Linked DNA regions of Homo sapiens: region 2 is linked to region 1. The links are chromatin contacts, found by Hi-C or POLR2A ChIA-PET in ENCODE. All regions are on one chromosome and are shown on one strand. The core of a region is the stretch at or near the end of the contact, and the rest is flanking DNA. Distances in the headings are between cores, read along the strand shown.

Evidence for each region. A loop is a pair of places that touch in the nucleus more often than their neighbours do. ChIA-PET counts read pairs that join two places held with the same protein, here RNA polymerase II (POLR2A). Pooled maps may share reads with other maps.
Region 2: a loop to region 1 is called in a map of mammary epithelial cell, with 7 times the contacts of the local background. The contact joins the promoter of LINC00475 here to the promoter of NOL8 in region 1. A Hi-C loop is called at or near these places in 6 of 168 maps with a recorded cell type or tissue (HepG2, K562, MCF 10A and 3 more), 6 of 37 single-sample maps with no recorded cell type and 16 of 50 pooled maps. POLR2A ChIA-PET finds 5 or more read pairs at or near these places in 4 of 52 experiments (A549, HepG2, activated CD8-positive, alpha-beta T cell and 1 more).

Annotation. Positions count from the first base shown.
Region 1 is chr9:92,321,947-92,329,869 of GRCh38, forward strand. It overlaps NOL8 (nucleolar protein 8), which reads right to left and starts at 3,404. Exons shown (of 17, transcript NM_017948.6): 1 at 3,360-3,404; 2 at 2,077-2,263; 3 at 1,495-1,557. The coding sequence starts at 2,215. It overlaps CENPP (centromere protein P), which reads left to right and starts at 4,007. Exons shown (of 8, transcript NM_001012267.3): 1 at 4,007-4,159. The coding sequence starts at 4,053. RefSeq lists enhancers at 2,686-3,574, 3,353-3,472, 3,503-3,612.
Region 2 is chr9:92,137,828-92,145,750 of GRCh38, forward strand. LINC00475 (long intergenic non-protein coding RNA 475) reads left to right here and starts at 3,640. Exons shown (of 4, transcript NR_027341.1): 1 at 3,640-3,823. It overlaps LOC124902345 (small nucleolar RNA U13), which reads right to left and starts at 7,359; the gene lies at 7,256-7,359. It also overlaps the pseudogene LOC100128076. RefSeq lists enhancers at 2,187-2,766, 3,346-3,925, 3,926-4,504 and a silencer at 3,490-3,669.

The sequences.
Region 1 (7,923 bases), core at 2,154-4,653:
TACACTCCCTATCTCACAGTGTTACTAGATTGGAATGAGGCAAAATGTGTAAAAAGTAAAGCAAAATTTATTTGCAATTTGTTTGTAAACAAATGTCAGGAACCTCTGAATAACTGATATTTAATGTATATTTTATTGTTATTTCCTGTAACTATAAAACATATATTTCCTGTAACTATAAAACAATCATCTTTTCAGGTGAATCAGAGGACACTCTGGAATCCTACAGCACCTTAATTTTATTTATCACCTCATACTAATTATCACTGTAGAACTTGCAGATGAATTAACTATGAGTGACTGAACTGTTTGAATTACTATGCCGTAGTAATTGATTTCTCTGAGCATCTGCCGTCAGCTTCCTTAATAATACCATTAACAGAATTTTGTAGGTGGTAGATACTGTACTAAGTACAAATTTATCTTTTCTTTTTGAGACAGAGTGTCCTTCTGTCGCCCAGGCTGGAGTGCAGTGGCACTATCTTGGCTCACTGCAACCTCTGCCTCCCTGGTGATTCTCCTGTCTCAGCCTCCCAAGTAGCTGGGATTACAGGTGTCTGCCACCACACCCAGCTAATTGTGGTATTTTTAGTAAAGATGGGGTTTCACCATGTTGGCCAGGCTGGTCTCAAACTCCTGACCTCAAGTGATCCACCTGCCTTAGCCTCCCAAAGTATTGCAAATGTATCATTTAATTTAATTCTCACAGAAATATTATGAGGCAAGCACTATCTTTTGTCATTCATCACATAAGCAAACTTGGGCTGAGAAGTTTAAGTAACTTGCCACAGGTCACAAAGCCTAGTTGATGTATTCTTAACCACAACTTCACATTTATCACATATATTCCTCAATGTAAAATAGAATAAAGCAATCTTTTCGCAAATGAAATTACAAAAGACTGATTGCCCTCTTCCTCTATTAGCGTGTTCCCTTTACTTATTTTCCGTGTCTTTTTTCACTTTTTGGCCTCCAAATAACTAGAATATGTTACTGTGTCAGCGGCAGTATGGATTATCTCCCATTCTTCATTGAAGGCCACTGTTTGCCCTTGACTTTACTAAACTTATCAACAAGAGATTTCACAATTTCAAGGATACGGTCTTACAAGGGTGTATTTTAAAGCCCCCTCAAGAGTGTTTAGTGACAAGGATTAGCTGTCAAAGAAATGATCAGACTGAGGGGGAATGTGGCATGATATTCAGTGGGATATATGTAACAGGCAGTTTCTATGAAAGTTTGGTCCCTTGTCCAAAATATTTGAGAATAGCAGTTTTAAGTAAACCCACCAGTAAAGTGCTACCATGTCTGCTGATGCCAAATGGAATGGACCTAAACCTGCTGAGTTATACGATACTGGAATTCTCTTCATCACTGCTGTCCCTCTGGATAACGTGAAAAATGGCTGTGGAGGTTTAGATTTAGAACCAGTTATTCCAAGTTACAGAGTCATACAAACTGGCAAACAGTATAGAAAATATATGATGATCTTACATTTTTTCAGGTCCGCTTCTGCTACACTGATGTTGATATATGCAAAAACTTTCTGTGGGTTTCCTAAAAAACAAACAAACAAACAAACAAAACAATTTATTTAAATTCTTATCCAGAGAGCAATGTAAAAACGGTTGTTTCTAAATTAAAAAAAAAAATAGCTCTTGAAAACTTATTATTTCAAAGATAAACCTTGTTTTTTATTGGCTATAAAAATAAGCATAATTATCAAAATATTCCAAAAAAAAAAAGAAGAAAATGTCCAGTAGTCAGATAAGGAAACATTTTGATTGTATGCTAGTGATAGTCTACTTAACGGGACACTTAATCCATGTTAGAAAATTCTAGTTCTCAAAACTGGAAGTTAATATGTTTCTGAAATCAGATGTTTTAGAATTTGGAATTTTTTCTTATTTCAGAAACAAATTCTGGTCAAGTTCCACATCACACATTATACCTCCACAACATCACTTAAAACTTTTGGTGTTCAGAGCTAACATTTATCTTGGGGTTGTTTTATTTTCTAGCACTTAACCTGAGTTATGTCTGCCTATAACTGCCCAGTGAAGGACCATAAATTACCTTGGTCATCTTTCCGTGTGATGATCTCCACATCCGAAACTTCTCCAAATCTGCTGAACTGATTTTGTAGGTCTGCCTCAGAAATGTCCTGGCTAAGGCCACCCACATAAAGGCGCTTCGTTTCTCTGTTCACTTTCATGAAGGCTGGGCATATACTTGGGTGTGTTTCAGTGGGAAAAGTAATTTTCTGTATACAGAGAAGAGTTCTTTCCCTTAGTTCTTCTAAAATCTAACAAAACAACTACTTCCTCTGAACCTTCTGTATCAAATCCGTCTCCTGGATCTGTATTTCACTTCCTATTGTATTACTTCCAAATTTTAGTCTTCGAGGTTTTGCCCAAGCCCTACATCCACATCTTTCATGAATGCACTTTGGAACAGCAACCCCATACCCATATAGACACAGGTACAGACAGAGTTTTTTTCCTCCAAATGGCCATAATATTACACTCTATCCCTCTTAATTTTATGTATTCATGTTTTTAGATGTTTTTCCTTGACTCACTCATACATTCATTTACTGTCTTTAACAAAGTCTGACAGAAACAGGATGTAACGCACTAAAAGATAAAAAGAGCTAGCCTACCTCTTCCTAATTGTCTCCACCCCCAACCTACCCACCCCAGCCTTCTTCCTCCTAGAAGACCCAAAGAAGTGAATAGAGAGGCTAGGAGCTCCTTATAGTCACAAAAGAATAAAACAAATGGCACAATATTATGTCACAATAAAAGTGCTGCAAAGTGGGGTTCAGACACAAAGATCAAGGGATATAGCGAATACAGACTTGTGTTTTTGCTATGTGCCTGCATTGTACAAAGTAGTTTGCATGTTTCCCATTTTTCAGGAGAGCAGAAGAGGTTAAGTCACTTCCTCAATGCCATACCGAAAATTAGTGAATCCAGGATTATAATGCAGGTCTACCTTCAGAACTTGGAATTCTTAACACTATACTATGAAGGTTGCTGTATCACAGGGGACTCAGGAAAACTTTTCCAGAGGTACTAGGGCCCATCATAGTATCTCTCATTTCGTTTAGCACCCGGCAGGCGCTCAGCTCTCGCCCTTCCCTTCCCCAAGAGCTGACAGACTCTTTCCAGAAGAGACTCCCAACCAGCGTCCACCACATGGCGTGTATTCTGGGCAGAACTTCGGCCTACCTCTTCCCGATAGTCTCCGCCCCCAGCCTACCCACGGCAGCCTTCTTTCTCTGAGAAGACCCAAAGAAGTGAAGAGAGACTAGGAAACGGCCCTGTGACTTCTCATGCCCGAAACCCACTCCTCACCACGTCGTTCACCTAAAGCCAGCGCCGCTGCAGCCCCTAACTTCTGGTCACGTGTCCCAACGGAGCATCCTCTCTTCCTTCCTACTCGATTTCCAACCCAGCCTCCTAAGGTTCCGTTACCACAATTCAGTTCCCAAGAGCTTTTAATTTCCTTTTCCGTCCTCCCACCTTCCCTGACGCCTCCGTCACCTCCCCCTCAACGACTGCAAAAGAGCCTAAACCAAAATCCCCTAGTTTCTATTGAACACTATCGCTGTGTGTACCAATTCCTGGACTAGGTCGGCGTAAGAGAGGAAGTAGGTGAAAAAAATAAAGAGGCGCTCCCCTCCACGTGATCCCAGCCCTGCCTCTTTAGTGAGGCACGCGGCCGGGCGGCTCCAAGGCTGCCGGCTAGGGTGAGCAGCGGAGCGCTTGGGCTTGGAGTAGCAAAGAACGCGCTCTCCAGAGAAAGTATAGCCACTGCTTAGACAGCCAGGGAAACGTGTGCGGGGAAGTGGAGGACTCAGGCTCTCGTGCGAGAGCGGAGTTGGACGTGCAGGGCCGCTGGGGTCACGCGGAGCTCTCCCGCCTCCCCTCCGCGTGAGCTCTGGGATGGTCCGCGCCGGGAGCGCGCGCGAGGCTTGAAGCGCGGGTGAAGCGCGCAGGTCGGAGTGACAGCTGCGCTGCCGGCCCGGCTGCGGTCAGCAACGCGCCATGGACGCAGAGCTGGCAGAGGTGCGCGCCTTGCAAGCTGAGATCGCGGCCCTGCGGCGAGCGTGTGAGGACCCACCGGCGCCCTGGGAAGAGAAGTCCCGAGTCCAGTACGTGACCACCCCAAGTCCCCCAGGGCCCGCTGGCCAGGGTTCCCGGGCCAGGCGGGTGAATCTCCACAGACATCCTCGGTCTCCTACTCCCAGCCCTAGAAAGTGGGCATGAACTGGCATTGATCCTGTCATGACGATGGCCTAGAGTTGGGAGCAGCGCGTACGGCGCCCAGCTGTAAACGCATTGCAGGGTATTAACTCGTTTAATCGCAGTCGTCTGTGTGGATGACTGACAAGGAGGAAGTCTTGACTATATCCCTAGCTAGATAATTCCGCCTCCAGTATGCAGAAGTATCTCTAGTTGGGATTTAATAACTCCGTTTGGTTTCATGGCATTTGTTTTGGTAGGTCAGCTAACCATCTCAACTGATAATGACTTTGTGTTTACGATGACATAAAAATTCCTTTGAAAAATAACTTCGGTAAAAAACTAAGTTGATAAAAGAAAAGTAGTTAATATAGACTGCAGGAGAATTTGACATTCCTCTGAGGTAGGTGCTACTGTTAGCCCTGTTTTATAGTTGAAGAAACTGAGGCTCAGAGAAGTTAGGTAGCTTGTCCAAGGTTCCAGAGAAAGGAATTGTCAGAGATGGATTGGGACCCAAAAATTTTACTCCAAAGTCTGGGCACTTTTGGTTTATTGAAGGAGAGGGAGAGAAAAGCTCTGCAACCGTAATTATGTATTATCATCTCAAACATAGAAGCCTCTCGAAAACATAAACTGTCTTCAATTTTTGAGTCAAGAGTAATTTGACATAGGTGCAGAAAGAATGGGATTTTTCCTGAGCTAACTGGAGAAGAATTGGTAGAAAATGGGAAGGAGGAGATCTACAGAAAATGTCTGCGTGCGGTCATGAAAGTAGAGGAAGCTGTGACTGGTTAAAGGGAGAGGAAAAAGGTGTGCTCCTCCACAAATGAGAGTAAATGTATTAAAGACCCTTGCTATTTGAGGTGTGCTCCACAGATGGGACGCTTTAGCATTACCTGGCGGTTTGTTAGAGCGACATCCTGACCTACTGAATCAGAATCTGCATTTTAAAAAAATACACTGCCCTAACAGAGGATTTGTGTGCACACTTGGAAGTTTAAGAACCAGGGAAAAATAGTTTCTTTACTGGCCACAAGATTTCATTAGTCCCCATAGTAGTGTCAACTGAAAAATCATGAGATCTGCAAATTTAGAGAGACTATTTCTTAAAAAGGGTTACAGTCTGCAAAGTGGCCATCCTGACAGGCTAGGAAGCATAGTCTCAGGCAAAGCAGAAAGGCCCACACTTTGGAGGAGGAGGGGTTGGGGCAGGGATTTATGCTGTATGAGTGGGCTAGGTATACATATTCAACAGGTTATAGGAGGGGCTATGAATATTCACGAAGGGAGATGTGCTCACCTGTACTGAATAAAAATGCATATTACATGCACTCCATATTCATTTTGGGAAGCTGACTTAATATTTAAATGCATTACAATTAGGCCCTGTACGTCAAAAGTTGAAGGAGGGAAGCAAAGGTACTTAAGTACACAGGCCTTGTAAACCTGTTAGAACAAGTCCATGGTTGGTGATCTTATCAAAAGAAAATTTTTGAAATCATTCTCTTGTCCTATCAAAGCCTGTGGAACAGGGGAATCAGTTAGCATCTGGTGGTGGATGAACTGCAATTATTTCAATATTGCTTATCTGGAGGCCAGTGCTAGTGAAAAAAATATTGTGGCAGTTAGAACATAGTTCATTCTTTTAAAGGTAGGGGGTATGTGACTTAACCCTTGCCTGGCATGGCCTTAGGTCTTGTTTATAATTTGGTATCTTATTGCCACAGAGTCCGTTCTGCAACTCTTACGATCTCTATTTTAACATTAATGCTGGTCAGTTGTTGTGTCTACATCCCAAATAGGAAGGGGTATAACGAGGTGTGTCTGACCTCCCATCCTGTCATGGTTAAGAACTGAGTTTTTAAGGTTTCTTTGGGGTCCCCTTGACCAAGAGGGAGTCGGTTCAGGTGATTGTGGGGGTGGGGTAGGATTTTATTTTTAGTTCTTAGTAGATTATTTATATAATCTGGGACTTCTCAGTGGTTAAATTGGAAAGTCAGAAGAGTCCAGATTGTGGGAGACATTAAATGTCAGTCCAGGGTGTTTGGATTTAACCGTGAGGTTTCTTTTCACTATAGTGGAGGAGGAGGATTGGAACCTATGTACCAAGCTATTTTTTTAAGTGATTATAAGTGGTTGGATGGATTGGAGGTAGGAAAATTGGAGCTAAATTATTCAGCTATATCCATATGTCCACACTGTGGAGCCAAATTGCCTGCTTTCAAATCCTGTCTCTGCTATTGGCTGAGTGATCTTGGTTAAGTGAGCTCCCCCTTTCTGTGCTTCAGTTTCCTCCGTGGTAAAATTATACCCAAGTTTTTGGGTTGCTGTGAGGACTAATTGAGTTAATATATGTAGTTCATTTAGAAGAGTACTTGCCTCATAATAGTAACTAACACTCATTAGTAGACCATTGACCTTTAAACTCGTGTACAGATTGATTTTAAAGGAAAAAAAATTCTTGCAAGCTCCTAATTCTGACAAAAAATTTTTATGTTATGAGGACAAACTTACAAATAATAAAACCACAAAGTGAATAAAATTCAAACAAATCCAAAATAGCTCAAACTAACATCATTAGTTGAAATACACAAATATTTTGCTCAAACTAAATAACTGCTATGAATAAGAATATGCAGATTTTCTTTTTGTGGCAAAATATACATAAGATTTACTATTTTAACCATTTTTGAGCGTTCAGCTCAATGGCATTAAACACATGCACATTGTTGTACAGCCATCACCACTGTCCATCTTCAGAACTTTTTCATCACCCCTAAACTGAAACACCATACCTATTAAACACGAACTCCCTACTAGCCACTCTGACAACTGCAGGTTCTTTTTTGAGTTCTGCATATCCAGCCTTTAATGATGACTTGGTTCTCTTACCACTTTGCTCTATCGGAAATACCTTGAAATTTTCCTTCATAGTTTGCTGTGACATTTGGTGTTCACTTGTCAGAAGCTCATTTATATTTATGGCTTTTTTTTTTTTTTTTTTTGAGACGGAGTTTCGCTCTTGTCGCCCAGGCTGGAGTGTGGTGGCGCAACCTCAGCTCACTGCAACCTCCGCCCCCTGGGTTCAAGGGAGTCTCCTGCCTCAGCCTCCCGAGTAACTGGGATTACAGGCACCCGCCACCATGCCCAGCTAATTTTTTGTATTTTTACTAGAGATGGGGTTTCGCCATGTTGGGCAGTCTGGTCTCGAACTCTTGACCTCAGGTGATCTGCCCACCTCGGCATCCCAAACTTCTGGGATTACGTGAGCCACCGTGCCCGGCCGCACATCATTTATATATGAAGATTGTCTCTGTTCTTTTTTCTTTTTCTTTTTCTTTTTTGTTTTGTTTTTTGAGAGAGGGTCTCACTCTGTTGCCCATGCTGAAGTGCAGTGGCATGATTATGACTCACTGCAACCTTCACCCACCTCCCATGCTCAAGCAATCGTCCTGCCTCAGCGACCCTCCACCAGCCAAGTAGTTGGGACTGAAGGCATGGCACCTGCCACTATGCCCAGATAATTTTGTGTGTGTGTGTGTGTGTGTATTTTTTGGTAGACATGGGGTTTTACCATGTTGGCCCGACTGGTCTTGAACTCCTGGGCTGCCTCAGGATTACAGGAGTGAGTCGCTGTGCCCAATCTGTTCTTTTTTCCTTGACTTCTATATTT
Region 2 (7,923 bases), core at 2,390-4,889, 180 kb before region 1:
CAATGCCCCTGTCTTCTCCACACCCTACCCTGTCCTCAGGAATATGGTGGGAATTTACCGCCTCCCTCCCTAGGTCCAGGCTGGCCGGCTGACCAAGTGTCCGGTGTCCCTTCTCAGTCCCTGCGCCCAGGTTGGGTTTTCCCACATCCGTGGACACCCCCGCCACACCCCCTTTAGGTACCTCATCCACCTCTAGGTCAGTTGCAGCAAGGGTGCAACCCAGCTGGGCACCTTCCTGGCCATGGAGCAGCTGCTGCAGCAGGCAGGGTCTGAGTGCACCGTGGATATCTTTAACGTGGCCCTGCAGCAGTCTCAGGCCTGTGGCCTTATGACCCCAACACTGGTGAGAGGCGACCAGGGGCGACCGGGCTGGCGTGGGGGCTCAGCTGTGGGAAGGGGCGGGGGGATGAGGGAGCTTCTGCCCAGGCCTCTAGGCAGCACCACCCGGGTAGCCACCAGGTGGCGCTGTGGACCGCTGTGCGTTCTCCCAGATGGAGCCCTAGGGGTTGGGGGACACAAGGGAGCCTTTTTCTGTTAGATTGGGGCAGGCGGGGCGAGCCTCCTAACCCTATGTCCATCTCCAGAAGCAGTATGTCTACCTCTACAACTGTCTGAACAGCGCGCTGGCAGACGGGCTGCCCTGAGTCAGCACTGGTCACGGTGCAGGAGAGGTTTGTGCCCTGTGGGATGGGGACAGCATTCCTGACACATCCACGTGGGCCTGGGCTCCCTGGAAGGGCGGCCTCCACTGGGCCCTGTGCTGGGAAGGTACAGGGTCTTGGAATAAAGACCTGTGGCCAAGCCTGAAGCTCAGTGTGTTCTGTCTGTCCATCCTCAGGCCTGGGCCCAGCGTGTGGGTCTCGTGGGCAAACATGGAGCCGGGATGGAAGCTAGGACCTGGAGTCTGGTTGAACTTGGTGACCTATGGCCCCTATGCTGTTGGTTTTTCCCCTGAAGCAATCCTCTCCCTGCTAATCCTCCAGTTTCTAAATTTCCTCAGACTTTGGTCTCTCCACGTCTAGTTTCCTGTGGTGCTAAGCCCTGGATTCAGAATCACAGCTCCAAATTGTTTGTCCTCTGCCTCATCACCCTGTACGCACCATGCTGTATGCAGTAGGGTTTATCCTGTTTCCCACTTCCCTTCTCCTGCCATCCCCAGCCTTCTCTACCTGCCAGAGCCCCCAGGGGCCACCCTCAGCCCCCACCAGGATGGAGGTGCCAGAGCTACCCTGTTACTCGGAAGGCAGGTGCTGGAGGCACCCCTCAGGCGGAGGTGCCAAGTTTTCCCTGCTCCTTCTCTGTCTCCTTCTTCCTCCCCTCTACATAAGAGGTGGGGGAGAAAGCAGGGAAGGCATATGGAGAAAGGAAAAACCAGGAGGAGCAGCAGAGACCAGAAAAGAGGGTGGGGAGGCAGCTGTCTGTCCCACACACTGTAGGACTGCACTGCATACCATGTGCATGATTGCTGGTGGCCACATGAGCTCCTGCCTGCTTCCCTGGTCAGGCTGGGAGTTTCCAGGTGCAGTGCCTGATGCTGGACACTAACTGCCCCTGGTGGAAGGCCCTGGGAGGACACAGAGAAAGCCTGGAAAGATCAGAGCAAGAGTCCCTGAAATGGAGTCGGGTCTCCCCAAGGGGAAGCGGGGAGAGCTCTTTGGCCAACCTGAGTTCCTACTAAGGTGCAACGGGTCAGAAGTCAGGAGGGTCCTTCTCAGGCCTGGTTGAAGAAGGGTACAGAGGTCGTGCTGGCTGCTCAGCCGGGAGCTTTCCCAGAACGAGACTAAAGCACTGGTGCCCTCCCAGGAGGACTAAATGCCGGTGTCCTCCATATGCCATGTTTATCAGGAGCTGAGGGTGGGCCCCCTAATGACCCTCACAAAAGCAGGCTGGAGGCTCTGCTCTGAGCTGCCCAAGTCTGTCTCAAGCAGCTGCTGCTGAGGTTGCAACAGGGCTCAACCATGGCTTTTCCACTCTGGGAAAATCTCACATTGGAGCAGCAGGAGCTGCAAATGAGATGGAGCCAAGGCTATGGTTGAGTGAAGGAAGTGCAGGCTGGCCTGTGGTAGCTTTCTGCCATAGGGCAAAGGTGGCTCTATCTGTGAGTCTTTCTGGTCATGTAGGCCCATCCTCTAGCCTTCTTAGGAGGCTCATCTTCTACTTTCAGCGCCATGGCACCAACGGGAGGCCTAGGGTCAGGGTCTGCTCATTTCTTGGTCCGGCTATGCAGCCCCTCTAGCCCTGGGAGGTTATCGGAGAGTGGAGAGGTGTTGATGAGAGGATTCTGGCATGTGGAAGGACAGGGTGGAAGAAATCCTGGATGCCTCTGAGGTCCCAGGTTTCTGGTATACCCTCTGGCTGGACCATGGGGAGACAGGGCAAAAAAGGAAGGAGGGGTGCCCACAGCCTGCTCTAGCTCTGCACTGGGGCTTGGCTCAGCATGGGAGAGACCAGAGACAGCAAGAGGCTGCGTGAAGGAAGCACAGCCAGCTCACTATGGTCTAAGGAGAGAACAGGGATTGGCCTCAGTTTTAACCACCGTGCCCTTTGCTCACCAGGGCTCTGGGGCCGGCCAGGTCAGCCAGTTGGTGGGATTCCAGCCTCAGGGTGGCCGAGCTGCAGGTGCAGCACCCGGCCTCCAGGTGGCGCCAATCTGCTTACTTTGAGGTGGCCTCTTGACAAGCAGCTGAGCTGCACGCAGTCCCTCAGCCTGCCGAGGTCCTGGGAGCAGGGATCAAGGTGGTCCCCGTAAACCTGACAGTAAACCTGACAGAGGCTGCAGGAGTGCATTTCCACCCAGGGTGCACTCAGCGAGTGGAACTCCACACCCGTTTCTTTGGAGTCAAGGCGCGACCTCTCAGGGAGGAGACTGCTCCTGGTTGCCCACTGCCGGGTCATCCCAGCTTGCAGTGGAACCCTCCGCAGCCTGGCCTCTTCCAGGGTAGCCCCTCACTCCCCTCTCTCTTGTCCTAGGATAAGGCCGAGGAGGGCTGACGAGTTCCAGCTCTGGGGATGCCCTATCAGCTGTGTCACCTTGAACAAATCATTTCTCCTCTTGGGTCTCTGTTTCCTCCAGTGTGAAACGTGGTGAAGGCATGAGGGGCTATGAGAGCCCCAAGGCCTCTTTCAGAGATCTCCTCTGGGTCCCATGTGACCCCGTGGCTATCCCCAAAGGCAAGAGGGTCCCCAGCCCTGCAGCCAAGGCCCTGGGACACCCTTTCTAAACAAGTGCAGGTCTCTGACGGGCTGAGCTTTGCTCGCTTGGGTTTCTTTGCTTTTTTCCTTTTTTTATCTTTCCTGAATGAAATTCCTGCCAGCTCCGAAGGAAGGAGGGAAGGGAGCTAGCCGCAGCGTAGAAAGTTTCCTTGACTCCTCCTCCGGCTGGGTCTCCCTCCCTTGCCAAGCCCAGCCTGTGAAACTGAATAACGAAGATCACTCAACAATGCCTGCTCCTCTCTGACTGCACCGCCCCGCCGCCGACGCCCAGTAGAGCCCCCGGGGCGGTCCCCACCGACGGCGCAGCCCGCCGGGACCGGGAGAAAGCAGCTGCGGACACCGCGCCCGTGCGTCTGCGCGCCTGGCCGCCAGGTGACCCAGCAGCCCGGCCGCCGAGATGCCCAACCCGCCCAGGCTCCGGGCGCTGTGACTTCGCGCCGCTGTGTGCGCCTCCCCGAGCGCCGGCTGCGCCCCCCAGCCCGGCCCGGGGCCTACCGCCTGCCCGGCCCCCTGCCACTGCCAGGAGGACGGCATCATGCTGTCTGCCGACTGCTCTTGAGCTTGGGCTGTCCGCCATACCGGGGGACCTGGATCCCCTGACGGCTTACCTGTGAGTACTGCCCGCCTGTCTCCACCTGGTACTGCGGGCTGCTGGCTTGCACCCAGTCCTGGCCTCAGCAGGACACCTGCTTGCTTGGTGCCCTGGGGCGTGGGCATCCCGGAGAGGGTTCACCCCCTTCCAAGTTGACCGTTGCGGGACTGGGGAGGGGAGAAGAGTCTGAGACTAAATATCAGGCGAGCAGGGAGACCAGGCTTCCCTGACTTGGCTTCCCCATTGGCCTCCGTGCTTGTGGGCTGACTGCGGGAGCCCAGGTTTGGCAAGGTGGGTTCTGGACCCTAAGCGGGAGGGCGCGGGGCTGGCTCCCCCATCTCCTGTTGCTGCATTCTCTTCCAGCAGAGCAGTGCCCAGGATGGTGGCTGAGGGTAAAGCTGACAGAACTGGAGGTGGAGGTGAGGGGAGCGTGCCCCAGTGGGGTGGAAATAATGTCTGTTCTTCTGCCATGGTGAGGACAACAGGGCTGTCACACTGAGGCTGGGTGGCCTTCTTTGGGGGGGGGGTCCCAGAAGCTGGGAGGGGGGCCTTATCCACTCTTGTCTCCTCAGAAAGGGACTCTGCCAGCACCATCTCCCTTTACTGGGGCCTCCCGGCTCCCCCAGGGGCCTCCCTAAAGTCATGTCCCAAGAGGCTGTGTTGGAGACACTAATTTGTGGGCAGGCGCGGAGGCTGAAAAGCGGAGAACCATTTTTAGCGTCTGAGTTGGGGTGAGATGGCCCGTGAAGGGGACCCTATTGGGGGCAGCTGTCCTGTCCGTCTGGCTCACAGGAGCTTCCCCTCAGAGCTGGAGGGCTGGGGGCTCTCGCTGCTTACCACATGGGCAGGAGGAGGGTGAGAGAGCACATTCCAGGCCACCTACCCGCACCCCCAGCCCCGCTCTGGGGAAAGGAGACCTCCTCCAGCCCAGCTCTGCAGGCTCCATCAACTTCCTCAGAGGAGCTGGGAGCAGGTGGGAAAGCCTGGGGCCTTCTGCTGAGGGCTAGGATCCCAGAGCTCCTTCTGGCCTGAGAGAGACCCCTCATGGCTTCTAGCATGTGGGAGTTCTAGCACGTGGGAGCTTAGAGGAAGAGGACGCTGGGCGAATCTTTATAGGGGCCTAGCAAGAATTTGTGGAACTAAAAGGATGCTCAGTGTTGGCAGTGTCCTGGTGGGAGGCAGAGGGTCCCAGATGGCAACTCTTCATGGGGCTCCTCTCCAAATGTCCCTGTCCCTAGGTTGGGATGTCCTCCTCCACTCCAAAAGGCACAGGCTGTGGGCCAGGTAAGGGAGTGAGAAGAGAAAAATAATGCCCATCTTCTAGAAGGACAAATGGAATCCTTCACAGTGCAGCAGGTGACGGCGGAGGCAGTCATGGGAATAAAGCTACCAACTGCACAGAGGCTGGGTGCTCAGCATCTGGCAAAGCAGGGCAGGCTCCGGCCCCAGCCCACACCCAGGCCAGCCCTGCTTTCAGCAGTTTTCTATCCTGGGAGTATGTGACATTGGTTCATTGGAAGACAGGGTCCTGTGGCTAAAGAGTTTAGATATGACTTCTGTGGAGCCTTTCTCTGGGTGAGCTGAAGGAAGGTCCCTTGCCTGGGTTGAAGGGGCAGGGGAGATAAGGCCTTCCAGAGCTTCCTTTCCCAGTGTTAAGTCTTCCTAGACTGATTAATGATCCTTTTTCTAGAAGGACCTGGGGTAGGAGGTACACTGTCACCTTTGGAATTCAAGCATCCTACCATCCATGCTGGCAGAAGATTTTCCCACTAACTTGTCACAATTCCCTGGGAGCTGTGAAGTCTGCATTTGGGTTCAGTGGAGGTGGGGTTTTCTGAGCTGGTCTGTGTCTTCCTGGGGATTGAGAAAGCCCCCCTCTCTCTCAAGACTCAGGGGATGCTTCTGAGAATGGCGGAGAGAAGAGAGGGAGTGGGAGCTAGAAAGAGTACGATGGGTCCTGAGGCAATGTGGGGAATTTAGCAGTGGGGTCTGGAATATTGGAAGGAGGTAGCAGAGGACCGTGTTCCCTGCCCTGGGCTGGGGAGGGGTCCCATCAGGATGGTGCATGAGGGATATCTACAGTTGTCCTGAGGGTGTCTCAGAGGAGGAATTTTCTTTCTTTGCCCTCTCTGGAGAACAGCTCTACCACAAAGGCACCTGAAGGTGGGGTTGAGGGCTGGCATGGAGAAGAGCCAGGGTGGGGAAGTCTTGGGGCTCCTTTCTCTTTTCAGCGATGTTAGGAGGTGCCCACCTTGGCCCTGCCCCATGTATCCCAGCCCTTGCTGAGGACAGCACAGATTCGCATCTGATGATATAACCAGCAGTGCCTCTCTCTGGGCCACTCAAACCTTGGTTCCTTCCTAGCTCTGCCACCTACTGAGAGTCACTCACTGAACACCTCTAAGCCTCAGGTTCTTGATGTGTACATGGAGAGGAGGAAGCATGTTGCTGAGAGGATTAAATGAGATAATATGTTCAGTGAAAGTCCCCACAGTGCCTGACACCCGAGGGTGACTCTGAAATGGTGGCTAGTATTATCATGCCTCCTGTGGGTGCTCCGTGGAGGTGGAGGTAAACTACCAGGCCTCTCCACACCAGAGGGAAATTGAGCCTAGTGGGTGAGTGTAGAATTCAAGGGAATTGTTTGTGGCTGGAGGAAGAGAGCTGTGTGCTTGGGGAGGTGACTGTCAGGGCAACTCTTGATCAATACTTGGCTGGTTCTGGGGACTTGGAGCCCAACCAGTTGGTGCAAATTGGGGGTTGGGGATCGGGAGGGAAGGTGGGGACTTAGATCCTCCTGACACAGAGTTGAGAATGAAAAATGTTAAAACACTTGGATATGCAGGAAGTAGCAGGCCAGAGAGGACTCGAAGATCCTTAGAAGGAGCCATAGACGGAACCATAGGAGGCGCCCAGGAGCTATGGGCTCCAGAAGGTACCCGCAAGTCCTCTTGCACATTCCTTGACCTGGTCTCAATAAAAATGACATCACATCTCTTCCCCCACTCCACGGCTGTGAGATTTTCTCTTTCTAGCCAATACCTTTCATGAAGTAGGTGCTTCCACCTCTCCATCTTTGTTCTAGGGAAGACCAGAAAGGCATCTTTATAGTCAACTGGTATTCTTTGCCTTGATACTCATGTCCAAAAACTATTACCACTTTTGGGCTCAATGCCAGGCCTGTTTGATCAAGGTTGGGAAGACACACTTCAGATACTCACAATCCTTCATATGTCTCTCTTTTTTCAACAGTTTCCTCCTAAACTGTGGTCTCAGCGAGGCTCATTGACACTCACCGGGGTTTCGACATTCTCCCTGGCTAGGGCCTGTTCTGGAAATAGACCAAGGGGGAGATGGAGCCCCTGGCCGTGGGACATCCAATCTGATGGTGATGAGAAGGCATGATGCCTCTTGTTCTATTCTTTTTTGTTTCTTCTTTTTTTTTAAATAAAAAAGACCAGTAATGTGCTGACTTCATAACAAGGTTTGAGGGAGGCACTTCTCACACGTGAGCATGAAAACCCAATCGTCACGCTTCTTAACTGCAAAAGGATCACCTCTTGTTCTATTGTATTGCATGTACACATGATGCACAGACAGGAATACACAGACAGCAAATAACTTGTTGGGCAGATAATCCCCGGAGTTGTTCCTGAGTAGAAAGATCTGGGTAGTTACTCTGGGCCCCCAAGGCTGAGCAGTGTCAGTAAACAGATGGTGCCAGAAAAGGTATCTCACGCAGCTAGTTGTGAAAGACGTCAGGCTCATGCACTTGCAGTCACACCTAAGCACCCATTTTCATAGCCCACTGCCACCAGGGCTGAGGGAGGGGCCGCTACACCATGCAACCCCCACTTCAGACTGCTGTTTGCTTTCTTGGGAATTATAACTTTAAGATTGCCTGTGATAACTGATAACCACTGGACTTGTTTGAAAGGTTAGATGGTGTGTGCATGTGTGTCTGTATGTGCGTGTGTGTCTGTGTGTGTCTGCGTGTTTCTCTGTGTGTGTGTAGATACAGGGTAATTTGCAGGGGATGTCTACAGCCAAAATGATGGAGGCAGGATGCTGGAGGCAGAGAGTAAGGGGTTGTGGCATTTGCCACAACAAAGCAGAGT